Regions from separate parts of the Homo sapiens genome. Here region 1 is linked to region 2. The links are chromatin contacts, found by Hi-C or POLR2A ChIA-PET in ENCODE. All regions are on one chromosome and are shown on one strand. The core of a region is the stretch at or near the end of the contact, and the rest is flanking DNA. Distances in the headings are between cores, read along the strand shown.

What was found. A loop is a pair of places that touch in the nucleus more often than their neighbours do. ChIA-PET counts read pairs that join two places held with the same protein, here RNA polymerase II (POLR2A). Pooled maps may share reads with other maps.
Region 1: a pooled map shows a loop between it and region 2 (2.7-fold over the local background). The contact joins the enhancer-like site here to the promoter of MIER3 in region 2. A Hi-C loop is called at or near these places in 10 of 168 maps with a recorded cell type or tissue (A673, Caco-2, Calu3 and 7 more) and 5 of 50 pooled maps. POLR2A ChIA-PET finds 5 or more read pairs at or near these places in 10 of 52 experiments (BJ, HEK293, HepG2 and 5 more).

The regions. Positions count from the first base shown.
Region 1 is chr5:57,091,936-57,097,056 of GRCh38, forward strand. No RefSeq gene overlaps it. Among named protein-coding and RNA genes, the nearest start is that of GPBP1, 80 kb to the right of the region's middle. RefSeq lists enhancers at 1,831-2,332, 3,359-3,858 and a silencer at 3,481-3,601. Within about 2 kb of position 3,341, at least 2 of the 41 ENCODE cell types and tissues checked have a DNase peak (open chromatin) inside an H3K27ac peak, as active enhancers do; they include PC-9, where a contact is called at or near this core.
Region 2 is chr5:56,950,661-56,956,586 of GRCh38, forward strand. MIER3 (MIER family member 3) reads right to left here and starts at 1,463. Exons shown (of 13, transcript NM_001297599.2): 1 at 1,434-1,463. The coding sequence starts at 1,442. RefSeq lists an enhancer at 295-384 and silencers at 955-1,124, 1,185-1,294, 1,325-1,744.

The sequences.
Region 1 (5,121 bases), core at 2,091-4,590, 140 kb after region 2:
AAAACTGTGTGTAACTTATTAATACAACGATGCTATACATCAACTGAAGTCTAAGTATATTCCTTATTTTGGGGAAATAATATAGAAAAAGTACAGTTCCTATGATTTTTACAAGATCCATAGCTGAACAAACTTTTAAATTTATTCCTATTTTATCTATCTAAAGATCTATTCTGCTGAAACTCATGATGCAGAAAATGGAGCATATTGCAGAAAAGGCTATACTGGGAAATAATTCAGAATGGAAAGGTAATAATCACAAGCAGCTGTGGAAAGTGGTTGTAAATAATTAAATGAAAAAAAATGAGATCAGGCGCAGTGCCTCACACCTGTAATCCCAGCACTTTGGGAGGCCAAGGTGGGTGGATCACCTGAGGTCAGGAGTTTGAGACCAGCCTGGCCAACATGGTGAAACCCCATCTCTATTAAAAAAACGAAAATTAGCCAGGCATGGTGATAGGCATCTGTAATCCCAGCTACTCGGGAGGCTGAGGCAGGAAAATCACTTGAACCTAGGAGGCAGAGGTTGCAATGAGCTGAGATCGTGCCACTGCACTCCAGCCTGGGTGACAGAGCAGGACTCCATCTCAGAAAAAAAAAAAAAATGAGTAACACTAAAAAAGAAATTAAATATCTCAAATTAATAACGAGTCTAGTAAAGAAATCACAGATTGAAGGAATGATAGCAACCACCTAGATGGATAAGGAATTTTATTTCATTTCTGTTCCTAAGACAGTAAGTTTATGAACAGCTCACAGTGGTATAAAGAATAATTTAAGGCAGGGGGTGGTGGCTCACTCCTGTAATCCCAGCACTTTGGGAGGCCGAGGTTGGTGGATCACTTAAGTTCAGGAGTTCGAGGCCAGCCTGGCCAACATGGTGAAACCCCATCTCTACTAAAAATACAAAAATTACCCGGACATGGTGGTGTGCACCTGTAATCTCAGCTACTTGGGAGGCTGAGGCAGGAGAATCCCTGGAACCTGGGAGGCAGAGGTTGCAGTGATCCAAGATTGTGCTACTGCACTCCAGCCTGGGCAACAGAGCTAGACTCCGTCTCAAAAAACAAAAACAAAAACAAAAACAAAACTTAAAAGGCATTGTAGGTAAGTTAATCCTTGCTTTATTATCGTTAGGCTAGGAAAATTGCTTGCCCAAAAAGAGGTGCTTTGGGTCTCAGCTTCTAGTTAATCCTTTGAGGCGTTCTCACCTGGATTTTTGTCCCTGAGTTGTGACAATGTCTCCCAAAGTTTCAATGATCACCTTTACACAGATGTCTCTGTCTCTCTAACTTCACCATTCTAGGGGCCTCACATTCATGTCACTAATGGTCTACTGATTATAGTGTAATTAATTCTCCCATTTTGCCCAGAAATAGAGGGTTTCTGGGTGGACTTTCAGTGCCAAAGCTGGGAAAGGGCTATCTAAAAGTGCTGGGATTACAGGCATGAGCCAACATGCCCAGCGAGATCATGCCACTGCACTCCAGCCTGACGACAGAGTGAGACTTCGTCTCAAAAAAAAAAAAAAAAAAAAAAAAATTAGCCGGGTTGACTGTAATCCCAGCTACTCAGGAGGCTGAGGCAGGAGAATTGCTTGAACCCAGGAGGTGGAGGTTGCATTGAGCCAAGATTGCGCCATTGCACTCCAGCCTGGGCAACAAGAGCATAACTCTGCCTCAAAAAAAAAAAAAAAATTGTTCTCGGCCAGGCATAGTGGCTCACACCTGTAATCCCAGCAATTTGGGAGGCCGAGGTGGGTGGATCACCTGAGGTCAGGAGTTCAGGACCAGCCTGGCCAATATGGTGAAACCTCGTCTCTACTAAAAACACAAAAATTAGCTGTGCATTGTGACACATGCCTGTAATCCCACCTACTTGGGAGGCTGAGGCAGGAGAATCGCTTGAACCCGGGAGGCGGAGGTTGCGGTGAGCCAAGATCATGCTATTGCACTCTAGCCTGGGTGATAAGAGGAAGACTCCATCTCAAAAAAAAAAAAAGAAAAGAGAATGGTTCTCATTTTTTCACACATGAACTATTGCAAAGGCCTCCTGTTATAAAATGAAATGATATTTAAAATATTCACCCCTAGCATATGTCTCATTACTTGTATTTATGTATTTGTTCTTCTTTCTTTCTTTCTTTCTTTCTTTCTTCTTTCTTTTTCTTTCTTTCTTTCTTTTTTTAATGGAGACAGAGTCTCGCTCTATTGCCCAGGCTGGAGTGCAGTGGCACTATCTCGGCTCACTGTTACCTCTGCCTCCTGGGCTCAAGCGGTTCTCCCTCCTCAGCCTCCTGAGTAGCTGGGACTATAGGCATGTGCCACCATGCCCAGCTAGTTTTTTGTATTTTTTAGTAGAAATGGGGTTTTGCCATGTTGGCCAGGCTGGTCTCAAACTCCTGACCTCAAGTGATCTTCCCACCTCGGCCTCCCAGTGTGCTGGGGTTAGAAGTGAGCCACCGCACCTGGCCTTATGTTTCCTGATTAATAAAAATTAATATGTCTTAGTTTCAGTGAAAGGCTGAGTAAGTGTTCTAGAGTAAAGGAGACTAAAGGGACAAGATAGAATCTTGGTTCTGGCAGGATAGTGTTGCTACAAAGGATAACATTGAAATAATCAGTGAAAACTGAGTATGGACTGTGTATCAGGTGATAGTATTTTTTTCTCTTTTTTTAAAGTAGAGGCAGCACATGGAAGCTGACATCGTGAATTTTTGCCCCAGAACAACTGCAGGAATAAATCAGGTCCTCTCAGGAGAGGACCCACAGACCTCCTGAAGGAAGCAGATTGCTCCTGCAGGACCAGGGAGACACCTCAAATACTGTGAGTGCCAAAACTGTGGAAGTGGGAAAGGGAGATGGTCCACCCCGAACACACCCACTGGGGAAACTGAAGGCCTAGATTATGGGAGAAGATTTCGACCCTATCTGGAACTGAGTCAGTTTAGCGAGCTGAGTGAAATACAGGGGTAGAGGAAGCAGCAGGAAAACCCCTGGGAGCTCCCTGGGTCCCCTAGCAACCTGTTTCTGCCTGGTCTCACAGGGGTCCTCCAGGAGAGCGGCCAGAGGTGCTGGGCCAAGGCCACAGGGAGAAGGAAATCTCCAGCTGAACTCTGTAACAATTTGAACTGATAGAGAAGCCTCCTGGCCAGAACTCAGGGGAGGGTGTGAATCCAGTGTGCAGACTCCACAGGCTGGGGTAGAAGGAAAGGCATATTTGCTTTCACAGCTAGGAGGCGGGTAGCCTGGGGCAAGTTTTTAGCTCTGCTCTCCCACTGCCTGGAAACAGACTAGGTGCTGTTGTAGGGTTGCACAGTGGGAGTGAGACCAGCCCTTTGGATTGCGTGGGAGCTGGGTGAGGCCTGTGACTGCCAGCTTTCCCCAACCTCTCTGACAACGTGCATGACACAAAAGAGGCAGCCATAATCCTCCTAGGTACACAACTCCATTGACCTGGGAACCTCAGCCCCATCCCCTACAGCAGCCACAGCAAGACCCGCCCAAGGAGAGTCTGAGCTCAGACACGCCTAGCCCTGCCCCATCTGATGGTCCTTCCCTACCCACCCTGGTAACTGAAGACAAAGGGCATACATTCTTGGGAGTTCTAGGGCCCCACCCACTGCCTGTTCCTCTCCATACTACCACAGCTGATGCTCTCTGGAAAGCGCCACCTCCTGGCAGGAGGCAACCAGCATAAAAGTAGGGCATTAAACCATCAAAGCTAAGAACCCTCATAGAGTCCATTTCACCCCTCTGCCACCTCCACTAGAACAGGTGCTGATATCCACAGCTGAGAGACCCACAGACGGTTCACATCACTGAACTCTGTGCAGACAGCCTCCAGTACTGGCCCAGAGCCTGGTAGACTTGCTGGGTCGCTAGATCCAGAAGAGTTATAATAATCACTACAGCTCAGCTCTCAGGAAGCCACATACATAGGAAAAGGGGGAGAGTACTACATCAAGGGAACACCCCATGGGACAAAAGAATCTGAACAACAGCCTTCAGCCCTAGACCTTCCCTCTGACAGAAACTACCAAAATAAGAAGGAACCAGAAAACCAACTCTGGTAATATGACAAAACAAGGTTGTTTAACACCCCCCAAAAAAATCATACTAGCTCACCAGCAATGAACCCAAACCAAGAAGAAATCCAGATTTACCCAAAAAAGAATTCAGGTGGTTAGTTGTTAAGCTAATCAGGGAGGCAGCAGAGAAAGGTGAAGCCCAGTGTAAGCAAATCCAAAATATGATACAAGAAGTGAAGAGAGAAATATTCAAGGAAATAGATAGCATAAATAAAAAACAATCAAAACTTTTGGAAACAATGGACACACTTATAGAAATGCAAAATGCCCTGGAAAGTCTCAGCAATAGAATTGAACAAGTAGAAGAAAGAAATTCAGAGCTCAAAGACAAGGTCTTTGAATTAACCCAATCCAATAAAGACAAAGAAAAAAGAATAAGAAAATATAAACAAAGCCTCCAAGAAGTCTGGGATTATGTTAAATGACCAAATATAAGAATAATTGCTGTTCTTGAGAAAGGAGAGAAATTTAAAAGTTTGGAAAACATATTTGGGGGAATAATTGAGGAAAACTTACCCAACCTTGCTAGAGACCTAGACATCCAAATGCAAGAAGCACAAAAACACCTGGAAAATTCATCACAAAAAGATCATCGTCTAGACACATTGTCATCAGGTTATCTAAAGTTAAGATGAAGGAAAGAATCTTAACAGCTGAGAGACAAAAGCACCAGGTAACACATAAAGGAAAATCTATCAGATTAACAGCAGATTTCTCAGCAGAAAACCTACAAGCTAGAAGGGACTGAGGCCATATCTTCAGCCTCCTCAAACAAAACAATTATCAGCCAAGAATTTTGTATCCAGCAAAATTAAGCTTCATATATGAAGAAAAGATACAGTCTTTTTCAGACAAACAAATGCTGAGAGAATTTACCACTACCAACCCATCAGTACAAGAACTGTTAAAAGGAGCTCTAAATCTTGACACAAATCCTGGAAACACATCAAAACAGAACCTCTTTAGAACATAAATCACACAAGACCTATAAAACAAAAACACAATTAAAAAAAAAACATCAAGGTATACAG
Region 2 (5,926 bases), core at 213-2,712:
GAGAGAAGAAAACGTGAGGTTAGATCGCACAGCCAGGGAAAGAGGCAGCGCCGGCAACAGGGCGCAGAGGAGGCGGAGTCGAGCGCTCCTCCGCAGCTGCCAAAAGTGCAAGACGTAGCTTCACTCGAATCGCTCCCGGCCCCTTTCGGGCCCCCTCTTGGCTGCCTCGCCTTCCTCCCCGAGTCCCAAGTGTACAAACTCACAGACCCGGGACGAAGCCCGGAGTCTGAGAGGCAACTCCAAGTCGCTTCTTGGAGCTCAGCAAGTTTCCAAGCAGAGAAGCAAAACCCAGAGCAGTCGGCTGGCACCATCAGTCCCCCATCCCTGGCATCTCCGGAGTCCTCCAAATCCCACCCGGCTCTCCGAAGCCCCAAACAACTCGAAACGTAACACCCTTTTCTGGAACGAACTCGCGTTCTGAGCACCTAGTTCGCCCCTGGGGCCCGGGAGCCCCAACTCCGAAGCCGATCTCTTCCCCTGCAGCGTAGGCCAGCTCGAATCGGACACTCGCCCCCAAACCAAAGCGCGAGCCCCCCATCCTCTCTCTCGAGTCCAGAGATGCAGCTCCTCTCAGTTCCAGGGATGCTGGCTCCTTCCAGAGTGTTCAGTCCCTCCCTGGACCGTCAGCGCGCCCCCCGCCCCAGCGAGCTCCAGCCCAGGGGCTCCTGCCACACCGCCCCCTCCCCCCAGCTCACCAGTCCCGGGGGACATGGCCGGGGCAGCTTCGCTCGCCCAGCCTTCCTTCCTCCAGCCCAGAGAAAACTGGAGCTATCAAGCCGCTCTCCTGGAGAGGGCGTCGAGGGTCTCGGTCTGCCCTTTAACCCCAGGGGCTCCCGCACCTCCCGGGCTGCGGGGTGGGGAGTCCCGCTCTTCTGAGAAGCCCGGTGGCCCCGCATCCCGCTCTTCTCCGCGCCCCCAGCAAAGTGAAGCGTGCGGCTCCTTCGCGCCGCAGCCCGGGCCCGGTGGGCCGGGGGCACAGCGCACGACTCCCGCAGGGCAGTGGCGCAGCCCGCTCCCCTCTTTGCGATCCGGCCGCGGAGGGGGGGCTCCGCCGGTTTCCACCCACCCGGGCCCGGGGAAGAGGCGCGGAGGCGCCGGCGGCCCGCGTCAGCGACCGGGGACACGGCACTGCCTCGTCCCTGGGGCAGGGCTCACTGCAGCCGGCCGCCACCTCCGTCCGGCTCGGTCGCCCGGCCCGACCGGGGCCGGAGCCGCCGCGGCCTAGTCCCGGAGGGAGACCGCTCCCGCGCCCGCTCCCGCCCCCCGGCCAGCCCCGCCACGGCCAGTCGCCGCCCCGCGACCCCCGCGTCGCCACGCCGCCCCTCATGGGGCAGCGGAAAGAGCCCCGGATCCCCCAGGCTGGCTCGGGGGTCGCGGGGAGCCGCCGGGCGCCCGCTCCAGCCCGGCTGCTCCTGCCCGGTTTCCCTGCTCACCTCCGCCATATTGGTACCTTTAGGGCGAACGAGCAGCGCCGAGCCCAGTCCCCGGATGGGGCGCCTGAGCCAATCGCAGCCGCCGCCGCCACCGCCGCGGTCCGCCCGGCACCCGCCCGGCGGCGGAGGCGGCACGGCCCCTTATAGGGCAGGGCGGCCCGCGACGCCCCCGGCCCGCTCGCAAGCCGACGCCGCCCGGCGCCCCTCGCCGCCCCCGCGCCGGCCCCAGCCGGCCAGACCCGCACCCGCGCGCACCGTCCTTCTCCTCCTGGCTGGTGTAAAGTTCCTGCCGAATTGGAGGCAAGTGGGGGACGGACGGACGCGCGGGCGCGGGACAGACCCACGTCCAGCCAGTGGAGGCCCAAGAGCCGGCGGGCGCGTCTGGGAACCGACCCACAGACACCGCGGCGCGGGAGGGCGTGCGGGAGGCGGGCAGGAGACTTGGACTGGCAGGCGATGTGCAGGGGAACTCGACAGACTCAACTTCCCTAAGAGGAGGAGGCGATCTATGAAATAGACAGATGTGGGAGGAAGCCCTGGGAAATGGGAGAAGAGGCTGGTGGATGGCAGAGTCAGTCCAGAATGAGAGGACTACAGTCAGGCACTTTGCCGTTTCCACGAAGGGACCTGCAGGAATGGGAGATGGAGACCGGTGTACACTGCTCACGGAGTGGACAATGGAAGTAGACATTTGCCAAACAGGTTATTGACAGCACAGAAGAAAAGACAAAAGATCGACAGGGCAGAGAAATGATGCTGAATATACTTGTACAGTTCAAGAAGATGCCCAAAAAATATAAACTGTGCTGTTATCCAAAAAAAAAAAAAAAAAAATTAGACCAGTTCTAGGAATTGTTCATCACCAACGTGTCTTAGGGGATGACCCAGAGATACTTGATACATCTGTTGAAGGACAGGAACAGCATATCAAAGGCCCTGAACTGAGTCTCAAAAATTCTACCCCTCACTTCCCTCACTTCTCCAAAAAGGCCAAACGTTTGGGTAGGATCATAAAAGGAAACTAGTCCCCTGTGCAAGTGGATGGGTGAAAGACGGAGCATAAGGCTTAACAGGAATACCTGCTCGTACATGTTCCTTATGACCATTTGCTCTTCATTGGAGGAGATTACTCTCCGGAAGGTCCACATCCACACTGAAAGACTTTGAGCCAAGTACACAAAAATATACACTAACGACTGATTGGAGAGTTAGGTCCTGCAAGAAGTTAAAGTAAGGTATGGAGTTGCCCTAGCAAATTTGGAGGACACATTGTCCTAAAGTGGGAGGCCAATTCTATCTGTGGAAAAGAAAGTCGGCTGTAAGGTACATGAATAAGTGAGATGCAAATACCATCAGGAATTATAGCAGGACCCTACAGGAATTTGGAGAGAGTGATCTCAGACACCAGAGCTCTTCTCCCAGCTTTTTTCTAAAACATACGTAATATTAAATGATAAAGACAAGTTTTTAGAAGCTAAAACTTTCCATACGTCATACTTTTAATCCAAACATGAAAGGTCTTGATTTTAACCTGGGGTCCCTCCAATTCCCTTATTGCTGGAGTGCATACTGAGGATGAGGCTGGAGACTGGAGGTAGGGAGAGGGTTATTTTCAAATTTTTTGCCAAGGCATCTCAAAATCAAGCTTATGCCACGGGTAAAAGTTATTTACTTATGGAAATTTTAGGGAAAAATCACTCCAACTATTTCTAAACATCATAAAGACATGGAAAATTACACTTTCCCTGCTGTGAAAGATATCTTTCGACCTTTTGTCCAGTCAAATAACTCAAAAACAGCTAAACTTTGAAACCAGACCTTGGCACACATTGTATGTACTGTCCTCAATGAGGCGTTCAGAGTTTTCAAAGTAAAAAAAAATGGCTTGAAATTAAGTACAAGTGAATAACTTTAGAAATGACGCAGTGAGCACGCGCTGTGGACAGAACCATGAAACAGTGCCCTGAGCAGCTGGACCGCAGTCTGAGCCACGTGAAGAAAGTGTCTCCAACAACCTGCCTCATACATTACACTGGGAAAAACATTTTCTTCCCAGCAAACTTGGCTAATCCAAACTATAAATGTAGTCTTAGATTATATGTTTTGCCATAACTGAAATATACACAGATTTATTCACTTTCATGAATCTAGTAATGTTTCTGTAGACTTTCTTTATATTCAATTGTAAAGATTTTGTATAGGCATTTGTAATTTTGATTGTTATATGCTCCCTATTATAGAACGTAGTGTAGGAAGTCTGAGTCCATGGTATTAAATAAGGATTCAGACAAAGATAAATGAAGCTAAATTTATTAGCAGTTGAAGGTAGCAGAGCTACTTTCCCCCACCTGATCACTAGAGAAAGTTTATCACTCAGTCTTACATAACACATTCCTTTATGATAAAGTGTGTAAAGTCTATATGTAGATGGAGCTCTCATTCTTTCTGATTGACAAGACTTTCATGAGTCAGTACAGATTAAAAATCCTTGTGACCCAAGGAGTTTAAATTAAAATACTATTACTTTTTACTTTTATTATCCTGTAACTATGCAATACAGGGCATTATATAGAAAGTGCTAGATGCTGGGCACTGTGGGACCACCATAAAAATGTCCTTGTCCCCCAAAAGCTTACAATCTAAGTAATTTCCATAGGTGGTAAATGGATATGTGAGCAAGGAAAACTAAAAACCATAGTAACCTCCTAAGGAGAACCAAAATGTCATAGATCCTCCAACCATCTTTAGAAAGGAAATAAATCAATACAGCTTTATTTATAAACATGTAATTTTAGAGGCTTCCAGTAAATTCATACAATAAAATAAAAAAACATATATAAAAAAATGAGGACCAACGAAACTAACTAGACTAGGAGGTTAACACCAAAGAAAAAGTAAGGACAAGGATCTGCAGGTTATGAGGTATTAACACAATACAATAGTTAAGCCATAAATGTAGAGCTTTCTGGCAGCCAAAGCAAAAAAGGTGAATGTAATCAGTTGCTTGCTTCTCATTGGAGAAGCATACAAATGTAGGAGAAATATACAAATTCTTTTGGTAACTGTCTATGAAAGTTGAGAGCACAATATGAATGACCTACTGAAAGCAGTTAATGGGGCCACAGTAATGCAACATAGATATTTAGGCTTCTGCAGATTCCATCTAACCCATGGGAAACTAATAAACCAAAGTTAATGTCTCAATCTCAAATGCCCATAGTAGTCAGGCAGGCATAATGAATGAGTGAAGCAGGCTAGTGTAGACAAACGCAGGAGTAATAGCAAATTTGGAGACGTGTCCTACTTAAAGATGGAAACCACTATGCACTACTTGGGTCAGTTTCAGCTTACTGGCCCAATGTTTCCAGTTTCAATTTTCCAAGAACAGCTGGAAAACTGAATTTTTATGTTATATCTCCTGGTCGTAAAATTTTGTCAACTAATTTTTTAAAAATTTAAACACAGTGTAGATCAAATAAATCATGTTAAGTAAATCATATTTAGCCTGGGAGCTTCCAGTTTGCGAACCTGATCTAGAACATCATCTTAGCGTTACTTCTCAGCATAGCTTGTAAGACTGTAATGCCAACAGTTAGACCCAGCATCAGGCCAAACTACTTGCATTTTTCTAAATTTATCTACTTCTCCTGCGTGATATTCAATTAAATATTTTTTGTTGGAATGAATGGCCACTCTCTGAGAAAGCTAACTGATCATAGTAAGTTTTGCCTAAACAAAAGATTCTTAACAAAAGAAAGATGATCTGCATGGTAACTTTAAAAAAGAGAGAGTTCTCACAGTTCAAAAAAGGTTTCAGTTCGTTTCTAAGAAGGGAACTTGGTCCATATACATGAACATATATCCAGCCTGTGAGTCAGGGCCATTCTTAAAATGAGATGGATGCATCAGGCTGACATAGCTGTGCAAGCATACCCAATTGGAACTTCCAAGTCAATGACTTTAAATTGCAGGAACATCCTCAAAAGAATTTGTAATAACTCTATCCCTTCTTATGTATTCCAATTGACTTCTAATTTTGTCATTATAAATTTAAATGGCTGCAAAGGATGTACTTACCTTTCGTAATGATGGTCATTTAAAAATAAAGCCATTATATAACACTTAAAATGTATGCAATGGAATCTAAATACCATAACAATTTGATATTTCATTATTCTTTTAAAAAGACATAAACATGTTTCTTGAATGGTATGAAATTTTACATGATTCCTTTTTCTCCTTGAACTCATATTCCCATTCTACTTTCTCCAAAGAAGTGTAATATGCTTTATGCTTAGAAGTCTTTTGTTGATACCCTACAATCTTTATCTGCAACAAAAATATCCTTGTAAATTGATAGTAAAGAGAAATAATTTTCCTCCAGATTGAATTATCAGTACAATTACTACTAATTTACATTTGATCTAAGCAATATACATGTATTACAAGTTTTGAGTAAAGCTTTTTGAACAAAAATTGCATTGGAAATCAAT